Linked DNA regions of Homo sapiens: region 2 is linked to region 1. A link is a contact called in ENCODE Hi-C or POLR2A ChIA-PET data. All regions are on one chromosome and are shown on one strand. The core of a region is the stretch at or near the end of the contact, and the rest is flanking DNA. Distances in the headings are between cores, read along the strand shown. Region 1 holds the start of LOC124901268 (a long non-coding RNA gene). Region 2 has its middle 160 kb from the start of ATXN1.

The links. Hi-C counts contacts between places; a loop is a spot of excess contacts on that map. ChIA-PET counts read pairs that join two places held with the same protein, here RNA polymerase II (POLR2A). Pooled maps may share reads with other maps.
Region 2: a loop to region 1 is called in a pooled map, with 2.3 times the contacts of the local background. The contact joins two enhancer-like sites. A Hi-C loop is called at or near these places in 2 of 50 pooled maps. POLR2A ChIA-PET finds 5 or more read pairs at or near these places in 4 of 52 experiments (AG04449, AG04450, IMR-90 and 1 more).

Annotation. Positions count from the first base shown.
Region 1 is chr6:16,766,627-16,772,956 of GRCh38, reverse strand. It overlaps LOC124901268 (a long non-coding RNA gene), which reads right to left and starts at 5,813. Exons shown (of 2, transcript XR_007059480.1): 1 at 1-5,813. It overlaps ATXN1-AS1 (ATXN1 antisense RNA 1), which reads right to left. Exons shown (of 3, transcript NR_136240.1): 3 at 6,074-6,330. RefSeq lists an enhancer at 3,545-3,839. Within about 2 kb of position 1,881, at least 7 of the 41 ENCODE cell types and tissues checked have a DNase peak (open chromatin) inside an H3K27ac peak, as active enhancers do; they include IMR-90, where a contact is called at or near this core.
Region 2 is chr6:16,917,453-16,923,458 of GRCh38, reverse strand. No RefSeq gene overlaps it. Among named protein-coding and RNA genes, the nearest start is that of ATXN1, 160 kb to the right of the region's middle. Within about 2 kb of position 1,943, at least 2 of the 41 ENCODE cell types and tissues checked have a DNase peak (open chromatin) inside an H3K27ac peak, as active enhancers do; they include IMR-90, where a contact is called at or near this core.

The sequences.
Region 1 (6,330 bases), core at 632-3,131:
AGCAGCATGAGTAAAAATTATAAGCTGGAATAGAGTTCTGTTAGTTGGGAAACCACTTAGGTTGATCTGAAGCCAATTCGCTTATGGAGAAATACTCAGTTCTCAATGAGCATCACTAGCTTTAATTTCTGGGATACAGGTGTTATTCACAATTCATGTATAATCCAAAAACTAGAGATTGGATTAAAAATGGTCCCTTAGCCAAAACATTGCAATGCAGTGTTATGACTGTAACTGTCCTATTTCATTCAGGTAATGACTTGTTAACAATTCTCAAGCTGCATAGGTGGATAACTTCACTTTGAAACCAGTGCTGGGTGACCCTGAACTTTGGGCAGGTCCTTTAAACTCCAAGCCTCAGTTTAATCACCTAATAAGTGAGAATCATGATCTCTATCTCACAGTATCATCATGGGGATGAAATGAAATGACATCTGCAAAGCCTGAGTGTGAGACTCAGTTCATTCCAACTCAGCTTTAATAGTCATGTCAGACACTAAGGCAAAGGTCAAGTAAAGAGAACATATATTATACCATAGTGTGGACCAGATGGATTAGTTTTGGATTAGCTCCTAATGAGATAATCATTGTGTTGGGGGCTGACAGAACTTTGCACATAGTAGGTTCTGGAAAACATTACTGATTAATTCATTTAATAGTCAATGCCTATTTAGTGGGTGTCTATCATGTGCCAAGAACTATTCTAGATGAATGAGCCAGACAAAAAAAAAAAAAAATCTCTGCCCTCCTGACAATAAACAAACAAACAAAGTAGATGACATAGAATGTTATAAAGCAACACATTTATGGGATAAATGAGCAGGGCAAGGTGGATCGGGAAAGTGAGGGAGTAGAATTTTTAGTAGGGTGTTCACAGCAGGCCTCACTAGGAGGTTGATTCTTAGAAAAAATAACCTGAAGAAGATGAAGGAGTGGGCCATGCGAACACAAGAGGGAAAAGCATTCCAAGCCGAGGGAACAGCTAATACAAAGGCCCTGAGGCAAGAGAGCAGCTGGCTTATTTGAGGACCAGCAAAGAGGACAGTGAGGCTGGCAGTGTGGGAGCAAGGACAGGGATAGATGAGATCAGAAAAGTTGAGGACCTGATCGAGGCCAGCCTTGTAGGCCATGAAGGGCTTTTACTTGACCTTGGGGGAGCCCTTGGTCTCTGAGCAGAGCTGTGGCATCAACCTAATGCAGGCAGTAGACTGGTGTGGGCCGGTAACTGGAGAAGTAAGGGCCAATTTAGGAGGCTGTCGCAGTAACCCTGACGAAGGACGGTGGTGGTTTAACTCCAGTGGTAGCAGTCCCAGGGCTGAAAAATGGTCAGATTCTGGATATGTTTTGAAGGTAGATTTAACTGGATTTTTGGCAAATTGGATGTGGGGTCTGACGAGAGAGTCAAGACACTGCCAGCGGTTCTGGGCTTGAACAGGTGGAAAGATGGAGTTGCCATTTTCTGAGATTTGCATGTAAGAACTGCTTTATCCATCTCAAGAGGACTTCCTTTGTATTCTGGCTTCAGTGTGAGGCCTCCCCTTCCACTCGCTCAGGGAAACTTCCTGAAACAAATGAGCTTCTCGGTTTTTTTTGGTTTTTTGAAAAAGGAGAATCAGAAAGACCAAGGTCTTCATAAGCACTTTGATAACACTCAAATAGACAGTAAAAGAAAGCCAAACAATTAGCATTGTATTTCCTCAATATCAAATTAATTTAGTTTTTGCGGTCTCTTCTTCACCCCAACCCCACCCACATGCTGGAAGACTACTTCTGAAGAGGGAAGCTGCTGGTGCATCGGGCGCCCAGCAGAGGGAGCTGAGGAGGGCCGAGGAGGACGCCGACACCAGCTGACGCCCCGTGCAGGAGTGTAATGTACTTGTGCTCTCTGAGGCCTGGAGCCAGAAGCCAGATGTTTTTCTGGGATGACGAGGAGGCGGTTCTAGAACTCTGTAAGTTTTCTATTCCATTAGACCTTTTCTTTGTTTATTGGTATTGTCATAGGTGCAAGACCAAAAGTACATCCAGAACAGATTACCTAGGAGTATCTGCAGCAGGAAGAGGTAGGGCCATATACGTAAATAAAGAGAAGAAAGGAGAATCCAACAGACCTGGAATCATGGATCTCATAAGGAGGGTGCATTCGTCTCCTAGGATGGCTATAACAAAGTACCACAAACTGGGTGGCTTAAAACAACAGGTATCTATTCCCTCCCAGTTCTGGAAGTTAGAAGTCTGAAATCAAGGTGTCAACAGGGCCATCCTTTCTCTAAATGCTCTAGGAGAGGAGGCTTCCTTGCCTCTTCTAGCTTCTGGTGGTTGCTAGCAATCCCTGGCATTCCCTGGCTTGTGGCAGCATATCTCCAGTCTCTGCCTTGTCTTCACATGGTCATCTACCCTGTGTCTCCTCTGTTTCTGTGTCTTCTCTTCTTATGAGGACAACAGTTGCATTGGATTTAGGGTCCACCCTAAAACAGTAAAACCTCATCCTAACTAATTACATCTGCAAAAATGCTACTCCCAAATAAGGCTACACTCATAGTTACTGGGGTTAGGACTTCGATGTATCTTTTGGGGTCACAATTCAACTCATAACAGAGGGCAGTGGAAAGTTACATGAAAAACTGATCAGTGGAGGGGAGTCACATAATTGGAGCATAAACAAAGGAAGCGCAGTTGCACGCTGAAACTGTAAGGGAGGTCAAATGGGTTTGGGAGTAGCAGGAAGTATTCAAGTAAGAGAGCTCCCACTTAGGATACTCTCTCCATCTGTGCTTATGGCCCTGTTTTTTTCGGTTAGAGGTTTAAAAAAATATTGTATAAATAAAAAGAATAAGAAAATAGCACTTCTCTGACTCACACATTGGGCAGAGCCGCAGACTCCTGTGATAATCAAGAAAGACTTCACAGAAGTGTTGATGCTTGAGCCGGATCTCAAAAGCATGAGGATAAAATCTCCATGCAAAAAAAAAAAAAAAAAAAGGAGGGAGGAGAAGAAAGGGCTTTCCATATAGAAGGTATATGCACACGCATAATGTTATTTAAATGATATCTCCTTCACCTCTTTAGGTGGGGAGTAAAGTCTTTAAAAGGCAAGGCTCTTGTTGTCTATTTAACCTGTATTACTCAGACACAGTATTTAAACAATGAAGGGGCAAAAATGTTTCTGGTTTTAATAAATGCACAAATAAGCACATGATAACCTGGAAGAACACTAGGGGCATATATCAGGAGGAGTTAATTATTGGACACATTTGCCAAAGCACAAATATGGAAACCCCACCCTCAGCCAGATCTGGAGAAATCAAAGAGTTGAATGTGGTATAAATTCCTTTGCCCTGATTGCATAAGGAGATCTGCCAACATTTTTCCCTTTGATATATTCCTTTCTGTACAAAGGGTCGAACTGGGTTCTTAAAAACCCAATCATGAACTAAGATATGCAATTCTGAATCACCATTGCGATCTAGGAAAATTAACTCCTCGCTGATCTTCCCAGATAAGCACCCAAGCTTGTTGCCTCCAAGATCTGCATCAGGGTCTGGCTAGTTTCTGTCTTAGAGCAACTCCCCTTTTTTGGCATAAGAATGTACAGGATGCCAGCGAAGTTCACACTGGGTCGTCTAAGTCTCTTTAAAGGCCTGATGATTCATTGCTGGGGGTTGGGGTGAGAAGGTAGTGAGGGGAAAGGAAGTGCTAAGCCAAGGGGCGGAGCAATATAATTATGAAATTGACAGCAGGAAAAGCTAGCCCTGGGAGTGAAGGGTTCACGTGTTCTTACTCCTGGTACTCAAGCTACAACTTTTAAACTGGAATAGGTGTGGGGAGTTAGGAAACATATCCTGTAATTTGATTGGCTCTCAGAGGAAATGCATCCAGTGCCTCATATATTTGTAATAACTATGATGTATCGATTTTCTTAACCCATTTATGGTTGCAATTTTTTGAATTTTTGCAATCAGACCTTGGCGATGACCTCGAGCAGTAGGATATAAATAACTCCCACATGCTTAGCGTTCCGATAATGGAACACTAGGCATAAATATTAACATCTGACAAAGAAGAAAAGCTCTCTCATGACAGTGCAGTTAGCAGAATAAAAATTTGGCTGTAGTGGTATGAGTGAATAATTTGTCTTCTTCTACTTGATTTACTTGTATTCTAGCTGACAGGGTCTTCCATTCTGTGCATTCATTTTGTACTTAAAAAGGGATTGTTTGTAATGTACAGTTTAAGTCTGAGTGCTATTATTCTGCTCTGTCAGAAAGCATCTGTGGCAGTAGCCATCGTTTTATGCCTGTGTCTCAGACACAAAGCAAATCAGTATCTTCAGTCGCCAGTCTTGAGAGCTTCCCAGATCTCCTAGCAGTTAAACTTTGGAGAGGCCTGACAGAGAGGGGTTCTGCAAATATCAAACTGCCTGACAACCCTCACTGAAACCCTGACACAGGCCGTTCCCTTGGTGAATTCTAGTTATTTATGTCAAAAAGCAAAGTTTGCCAATGCATTTTTCTCTAACTCTCCCTCTTCGGGGGTAAACTTGGTAAATTCCTCATAAAATAATTTTCTTAACCTCTGACCCTCATTCAGATCAGCTTCTCCTGGCCAATATTGACTCAAGAAAAATAAAGTAACTAAGAGAGCTTATAGCCACATATTTTAATGTCATCAAGTTAGAACAACAAAGAACACTGCTTCACTCCTTCCATAAAAATTTGATGTTTATTTTTGCAGCCTGTTGTTGCCCATGATCTTATTCCGAAGGCACCCTCAGCTTAACAGGCACAAACCATCAGCTGCCACTACCTTCAGTTCAAAAAATGGTGGTTCTGGCTTTGATTTAAATTTGGAAAATGTATTTCTTTTGAGGAAACAAAATGCCAAGTTGTTAATGAAATGCTTTTAATAAATTTCCAAATGCTCCTGGCCAATACCAAACAAAGTTCAACTCATTCATTCTAAGCCTCAAAATGTTGTCTGTTTTCTTTCCATGTAAGAAGAGCTATGTTCTTTAGATGACTAAGACCATAAATTATGATACTTGCCTTATATTCAATCTTGGTCAGAGCTGCATTGATGAAAATTTATCTAGGTCTTGCTTGCAAAATAAACAATGATGGTTAAAAATAATCATTTCTTTTCAGAGTATCCTATGGTACTAAATATATTAGAAAGTTTTTTTTTAAACAGATTTCCTTTTGATGGCCTTGATGTTTTTTAGTTAAGCAACAAATTATATAATTTTCATTATCAATGTCCAAAGCCATCTGTCACTAGAAAGTATCGGCCCCAAACCATTTAGCCACAAGCAGCAAAACCAGCTGTAACTCTAGGATGCTTGTGCTTGTGCTTTCGAAAACAGAGCATAGGTTTTCCATCAGCCTCCCAGGGTGACAAGGTACCAGAGCTTGAGAAGACTGAGTCACAGATAAGCCTAACAAATTTTTGTTTTGCAGGCCTGTAACAGATCTACCAGTGAGATCACGCATTCACCGACAGTCTACTCTCAGTGATCATTATAACAGAGTAGGATAAGTTCTGTGTTACACAGTGTAAGGGGGGAACATGGGGAAGGCAGAAAAATAAGTTATTTACCACACCACTGCAGGGAGCCATGCTGGGAGTCTAAGATCTTAAACTGGGTTCTTAGAACCAATTCCTGTGCCTCCTCAGCCCCAATATCTGTATCAGTGTTGTTCATTAGAAATGAAATATATAACCCTTCCACACATGTGATATGAAACTTTATAGTAGCCACATTAAGAAAAGTAAAAAGAGGCTGGGCGTGGTGGTTCACATCTATAATCCCAGCACTTAGGGAGGCCAAGGCCCAGGAGTTCAATAGCAGCCTGGGTAACATGGTGAAACTCCGTCTCTGCAAAAGACACAAAAATTAGCTGGGTGTAGTGGCGCATGCCTGTGGTCCCAGCTACTCAGGGGCTGAGGTAGGAGGATCACTTGAGCCCAGGAGGTGGAGGTTGCAGTGAGCAGAGACTGCACTACTGCACTGCACTGCAGCCTGGGTGACAGACCTAGACCCTGTCTCAAAAAAAAAAGTAAAAAGAAACAGGTAAAATGAAGTTTAATAATATATTTTATTTAACCCAATGTACACTATTAAAAAATAACCCAATATTTTCAACATTTAATCAATGTAAAAATGGAGATATTACATGTGTGTATATATAATACATAAAATTAATAATATAGGAATAATGAATAATATATATTATATGTAAAATATGTATTTTTTATACCAAGTTTTTAAAATCTGAGGAATATTTCACACTTACAGCACATGTTAATTTGGACTAATCACACATTTCAAGTGCT
Region 2 (6,006 bases), core at 694-3,193, 150 kb before region 1:
AGAGATGCGGGTGGGAGTGTCTGGAGGCCAGCAGTTTTGGAAGTGGGCCTTAATGTGCCTCTGAGCTCAGGGTGTCTGAATTCCTGTACCCTCCTAACTGGCATCATGAATTTTCATTGATGTTCATGAGCAACTGTATGAGTCTCCCAGCAGAAAACAGATGGTAAATTCAACTGTGATTTTGAGAAACTTTTTTGAAGGACTATTTACAATGATGAGAATGCAGCCAGAGAACAAACAAGGAATGCTGAGGCACCCAGAGGCTGAAAGCAGTGGGAAGCTATATCTATCTATCTGTCTGTCTATCTATCTATCTGTCTGTCTGTCAGTCTGTCTGTGTATCTATCTACCTACCTACCTCTTCATCTATAGAATGAGATTTATCATAAGGAATTGGTTAACATGAGTATGGAGATTGAGAAATCCCAAAATCTGTAGTTAGCAAGCTGGAGACCCAGGAGAATGAAGATGTAAGTTCCAGTTCAAGTCTGAGTCCAGAGGCAGAAGATTGGTGTCCCAGTGCAAGCACCCAGATGGGAGGAATTCCTTCTTACTCAATCTTTTTGTCTATTGTGACATCAATTGACTGGATGAAGCCCACCCACATTGAGGAGGGCAATCTGCTTTACTTAGTCTACCAATTCAAATGTTAATCTCATCCAGAAACATCTTCACAGACACATCCAGAAAAATGTTTGACCAATTATCTAGGCACTAGGTGGCCCAGTTGAGTTGACACATAGCATTAACCATCACGAGGGGCAAGGGATGAATGATGCTACCATAGCCTCCAGTGAGCTGAGCGGTGGGTCTCCAGACGGGACCTATAGCTGAGAGATATGCAGCTGCTCTCAGAACAGCTCCAAGGCAGGGAGGAAGAGGGGTGAAAACTCCATTCTTTCTCTCTACACTCCCCTCTCCCATCTCCTGCCACTGCCTCCCATTGGCCCAACCCAACCAGAAGCCCATGGATCATGGAACGTGAGCGGTGTAAGAGTGCAGCCAGCAGAGGTCAATGTCCTGGTGCTCAGAGCTGGCAGATAGAAGAGGAGAATATACTCAAGAAACGACAAATGAAAATAAACCACCACAGCAACCCCCAGAACTTTTCTAGAAATACTTAGCAAAGTGAACTCTGAAAAAAAAACCTGTTACTCATAGCCAGGGATGGCCTAGAGTCATTTTAGTCTCAACATTAAACAATATTAAGCATTAAGCAAAAGGGGATTTGTACCCCATATATAATATTTGGAGCATACCAATTGCATGTGAATAAATTTATTAATTAGAGATCTGTAATTCTGAGACTGTGCTTGTGTGTATATCTCTTATCTCCTCTTTGAGGATGTAAGCTATTGTAGGGCAAAGATGGTCTCAGAATTCTACAGTGCATTGAACATGGTAGATATTCCGTAAATATTTGCCGAAAAACTATTTCCACCTCTTTTCCTTAAACCTAATAGGAACTGATGAAATGCAATATAAAAAACAACAAAGGTTTTGTAAGTGTCATATGTAATCAGCCAAGGAGAGTTTTAGCACAGCAGGTAGTAAGAGTGGAACTAAATTGCTTAGTCTGACTTCTTAGAGCTAACTCATTTAACAAATGTTTATGGAGCACCTGTGCTGTGCCAAACACTGTGTTAAGCTTTTAAGATACAAAAATAATGTTTTGAAGGAAGAAATCCATTAAACATACAAACCACTCATGAACCACTCAATTTTTATGGCGTGCAACCAGCTAATTGCCACATAGCTGTTTGGATCAGTTTTACAGAGGTCTGATTCAGTTAAATCAATGAAATGAGTTGCCTAATCCACTTATTTTAGACATGCAGAAGCATGCTTCATTTTGCTGTCCACAGCCCTAGTGCAGGTTTATCCCTTGACAAAACTTGGGTTAGCTATGACGCGGACGCAATGTTATAGATTGTGACCACAAAAACTCAACAAAGCTATGTGCTGTACCACTTTCTCAAAGCTACTCCCAAGACTGGGGCCCAGTGATGAGAGGTCCTTGAAATGGAAGGATTCCAGTTAAGAACAGTAGTCACAGAACAGTTAAGCTTTCTTTAGCAATGTCAAATGCCAGCATATCCCGCAGAGGAGCATCTTTCATATCTGCAGACAAAACATTGTCCCCATCCACCCAACAATTTCAGTTAGCATTTCCTTCTAGACCCTGAGGCACAAAAAGCCACTATTTACTTGAGTGGGTTTTCTCACAGCAAAACAGCTTTGTCTTTCAACTTCCTTTTCTAGAACCAACCCTGTCTTGCTTCCATAATACTGAGAAAAGTGGATCAGAGTCTCCCGCTGTTTGTGTCAAATAGCAATTCTTTTATGTTGCTCTATTATAAATGCTGCTCAGACATTTTGAGTCAAAACTGTGAAATATCCCTTCTTGCGTCCCCATTATCCATTCTATTACGAGATTTAAGACTTGTGAATAATCCCATATGTGACCTTGGTTAGATGACTCTTTTTTTAACCAGGACAAAAACCAATTGAGTGATTTCTTCATGTAGAGTGTGCCAGTAGTTGAATATCCTACACTTGTTTAAGAGCACTATTATTTGATCTCAAAATATTCTGTAATGGGATGGGATGTATTTTCTCCAGAATTTAACCTTATGCTAATTATGTCTAGCATGGGCTCTGAGACATACATTAGAATTACTGAACTATAATGTCAATCAAAGTTTTATCTTCAGTAGTGTCAATCTGAATAGAAAATTCATCTGCTTTCTTAATATAATCACTAGTAATTTGGTGTGTGTGTGTGTGTGTGTGTGTGTGTGTGTGTGTGTGTGTGTGTGTGTGTTTTGACAGGGTCTCGATTTGTTGCCCAGGCTGGAGTGCAGTGGCATGATCATGGCTCACTATAGCCTCCACCTCCTGGGCTCAAGCGATCTTCCCACCTCAGCCTTCTGAATAGCTAGGACCACAGGCATGTATCACCACACCAGTCTAATTTTTTATTTTTATTTTTTGTAGAAAATGGGGTCTCCCTATGTTGCCAAGGCTGCCCTCAAACTCCCGGGCTCAAGGGATCCTCCTGCCTCCTGCTCCCAAAGTGCTGGGATTACAGGCGTGAACCACTGTGCCCACTAGTAATATTTTTTTTTAATTAACTTGCTAATATTCTCACTAGTTGCACTTCTGGTTGAGAAATGAGAATAATAGTTACAACAGTTCTTCCTTCTTTACTTTCAGATTTGTTAACTCAAATTACCATAGCTTTTATTTTATAGGTATTTGCTTATAAATTTGCAGATTATAAGTTTTTTGAATTGAGGGACTTTTTATACTTGTTTTTCTCCCCACAACCAGCCTTAAATATAGTAACTTCAATATAATAAATACTCCACAAATGTTTGTGGGCATTGAATCAATAAGATTTTTTTGAAAATAATAACATGCAAGGTAAATTTGAGGAAATCTCTCAGAAAGTACAATAAAAGCACAAAAATATGAAAAACATGAAAGAAAAGAAAATTAGGGGGCCTAAATGGATTAATAAAATTCTAGTAAAATAGAAAAATAGAAAAATTAAAGGGGTGATATTATCACATAAGTTATACAAGAAAAATGTCGAAAACTGAAGATCATTCATTTGCAGATTGAAAGGTTCCATTGATGGCTAAAATGAATGAAGAAAAAACTAACATTAAATAAAATATAATTGTAAAATTTCAGAACCTAAAATAAGAAATAAACCATAAAGGCTGCTGGAGAAAAGAGAAGATCAAACACCAATAATCAGTAATCATATGGAGCTGTTTTTTTGAATAGCGAAATTGGAAGCTATAAAACAACACAATGATACCTTGAAAATTATCAGGAAAAATTAGTCCAACCTAGAATTCTACATAATAAAGGTATTATTAATCAAGTATCAAAAGAAAAGACATTAGAAAACACACAAGTTCTCAAAAATCAACTTTTCACATATTCTTTCTCATGAAGCTATAGGAGGATGCATTCCATTTAAGCAAGAGAATAAAGCAATAAAGAGAAGGAGAATAAATCCAGGCAACAGGATCAGAGATTTTCCAGTGTTATGATGAAGAGAAGGCTCAGGATGAAAGCTACATTCAGATTCGGATTAAATCAGGAGGTTATGGATTCTAGGAGAGATACTGATGAGAAAAATACAGAGTAGATTCAGTTCCCTGTGTTTTGCTCATGAGAAAGTGATTTATTTTACATCTTTACAGAAGTGCTTAGGGGAAGAAAACATGGTATATAAAAAAAGTGCATGAAAACAACAGGACAACTGTAAATTCTAGAAAAAACAAAAAGTCGTTCAAAAAGAGTAAATATACTTATATCACCTTTTGTGCCTTAGCTTGAACAATTTTAACATAATTATAATCATAATTATAATAATATTGGGAAGTTGAAGAAATTGGAAGTATTATGTGTATGTGTATATAAGGGACAGGGTGTAAGAGGGTTAAATTTTTATCTCCATAAAAGAAAAAAATAATTAGTAGTTAAATTTTAAATTATGAATAGTAATATCAACTGATATGGTTTGGCTGTGTCCCCAGCCAAATCTCATCTTGAACTGTAACTCCCACGATTCCCGCGTGTCATGGGAGGAACCCGGTGGGAGGTAATTGAATCATGGAAGCAAATCCTTCCTGTGCTGTTCTCTTGATAGCAAGTCTCACGAGATCTGATGGTTTTAAAAAACGGGAGTTTCGCTGCAGAAGTTCTCTCTTTGCCTGCTGTAAGACTTCACTTGCTCCTCCTTGCCTTGTGTCATGATTGTGAGGCTTCCCCAGCCACGTGGAACTATAAGTCCATCAAACCTCTTTCTTTTGTAAAATACCCAGTCTCGGGTATGTCTTTATCAGCAGCGTGAAAACAGACAAACACATAAACCACTTATTTTTAAATGTTATTGTAAATATAAAAAAGAATGTTAAAAGGATTGAATGTGATTATCTCCTCAGGTGACTAGAACTCAGAGGTGGAGAGCAGTGGAGCTGAGGATAAAATAAAAATTAAATTAAAAATTATATAATGATTCCCCCAAATTCATGTAACTATATTTATATAATACTTATTTTGCTTGAATGAGTCATAAAATTACATCTCTTAATAAGAGAAATATTTGAAACTACCTTAATTTTATTAACCAATCTACCCCCAAATTTATTATTTTTCTTATTTTCAAAAATGATTAAGAAAGTTTAAATGTTAAAAATACATAAAACATTACTTAAACATGCATAAGGCAATTAAAAGCCATTCTGAAATACAAAGTGGCTAAGTAAGACACAGAAGCTAAGTCAGTGCTATGACTGAGCATTAAATTGTGCCCCTAGCTACCTACAGAGAGTGAGAATTATTTACTTTTTAACCTGAGGGGAGAAAAACACACAAATTAGAATGGAAAGAAATTTTTCCTGGCATTAAAGTTTTGGAAGTATTTGAGATATAGATGATTATAGAAGGAACATTTGTCTTGCATCTTTCACAGGAACTCAGGAACTAAAACCAGTCCTTCATTAGTTTTTCTTAAATATTTCCTTGTCATTGCATCCACATTGTCACTACTTTTGTTCAAGGTCTTATAATCTTTCACTTAGACTAATTTGATTGTCTCCTAATGGAATGTTAGTTATTCATTCAGAAAAGATTTAAACACCTAAAAACAGAATGAGAAAATTTCAGACCAAATACAGAAGGCAAAACCCCAGAAATATAGAAAATAAGTGTAATACTCAAAGATACTTTAGCTTTGAAGGCAGTTGCTGAGCTGGAAGAAATGGCCATGAACTTTATTTTGTGAAAGTTTCACCCACACATATAAATATATAATTAATACACACAGCAACAATAGCGTATATGTTGGGGATAAACAAATGAAACTGAAGTGTTCTAAGATTCTTGTACTTTTTAGAAAGAAGTGAAATCTACTAATTTAACATTTGATTTTGGAATATTGTGGTCCTTACTGTAATTTCTAGGGAAATATTAAAATAACAGAAA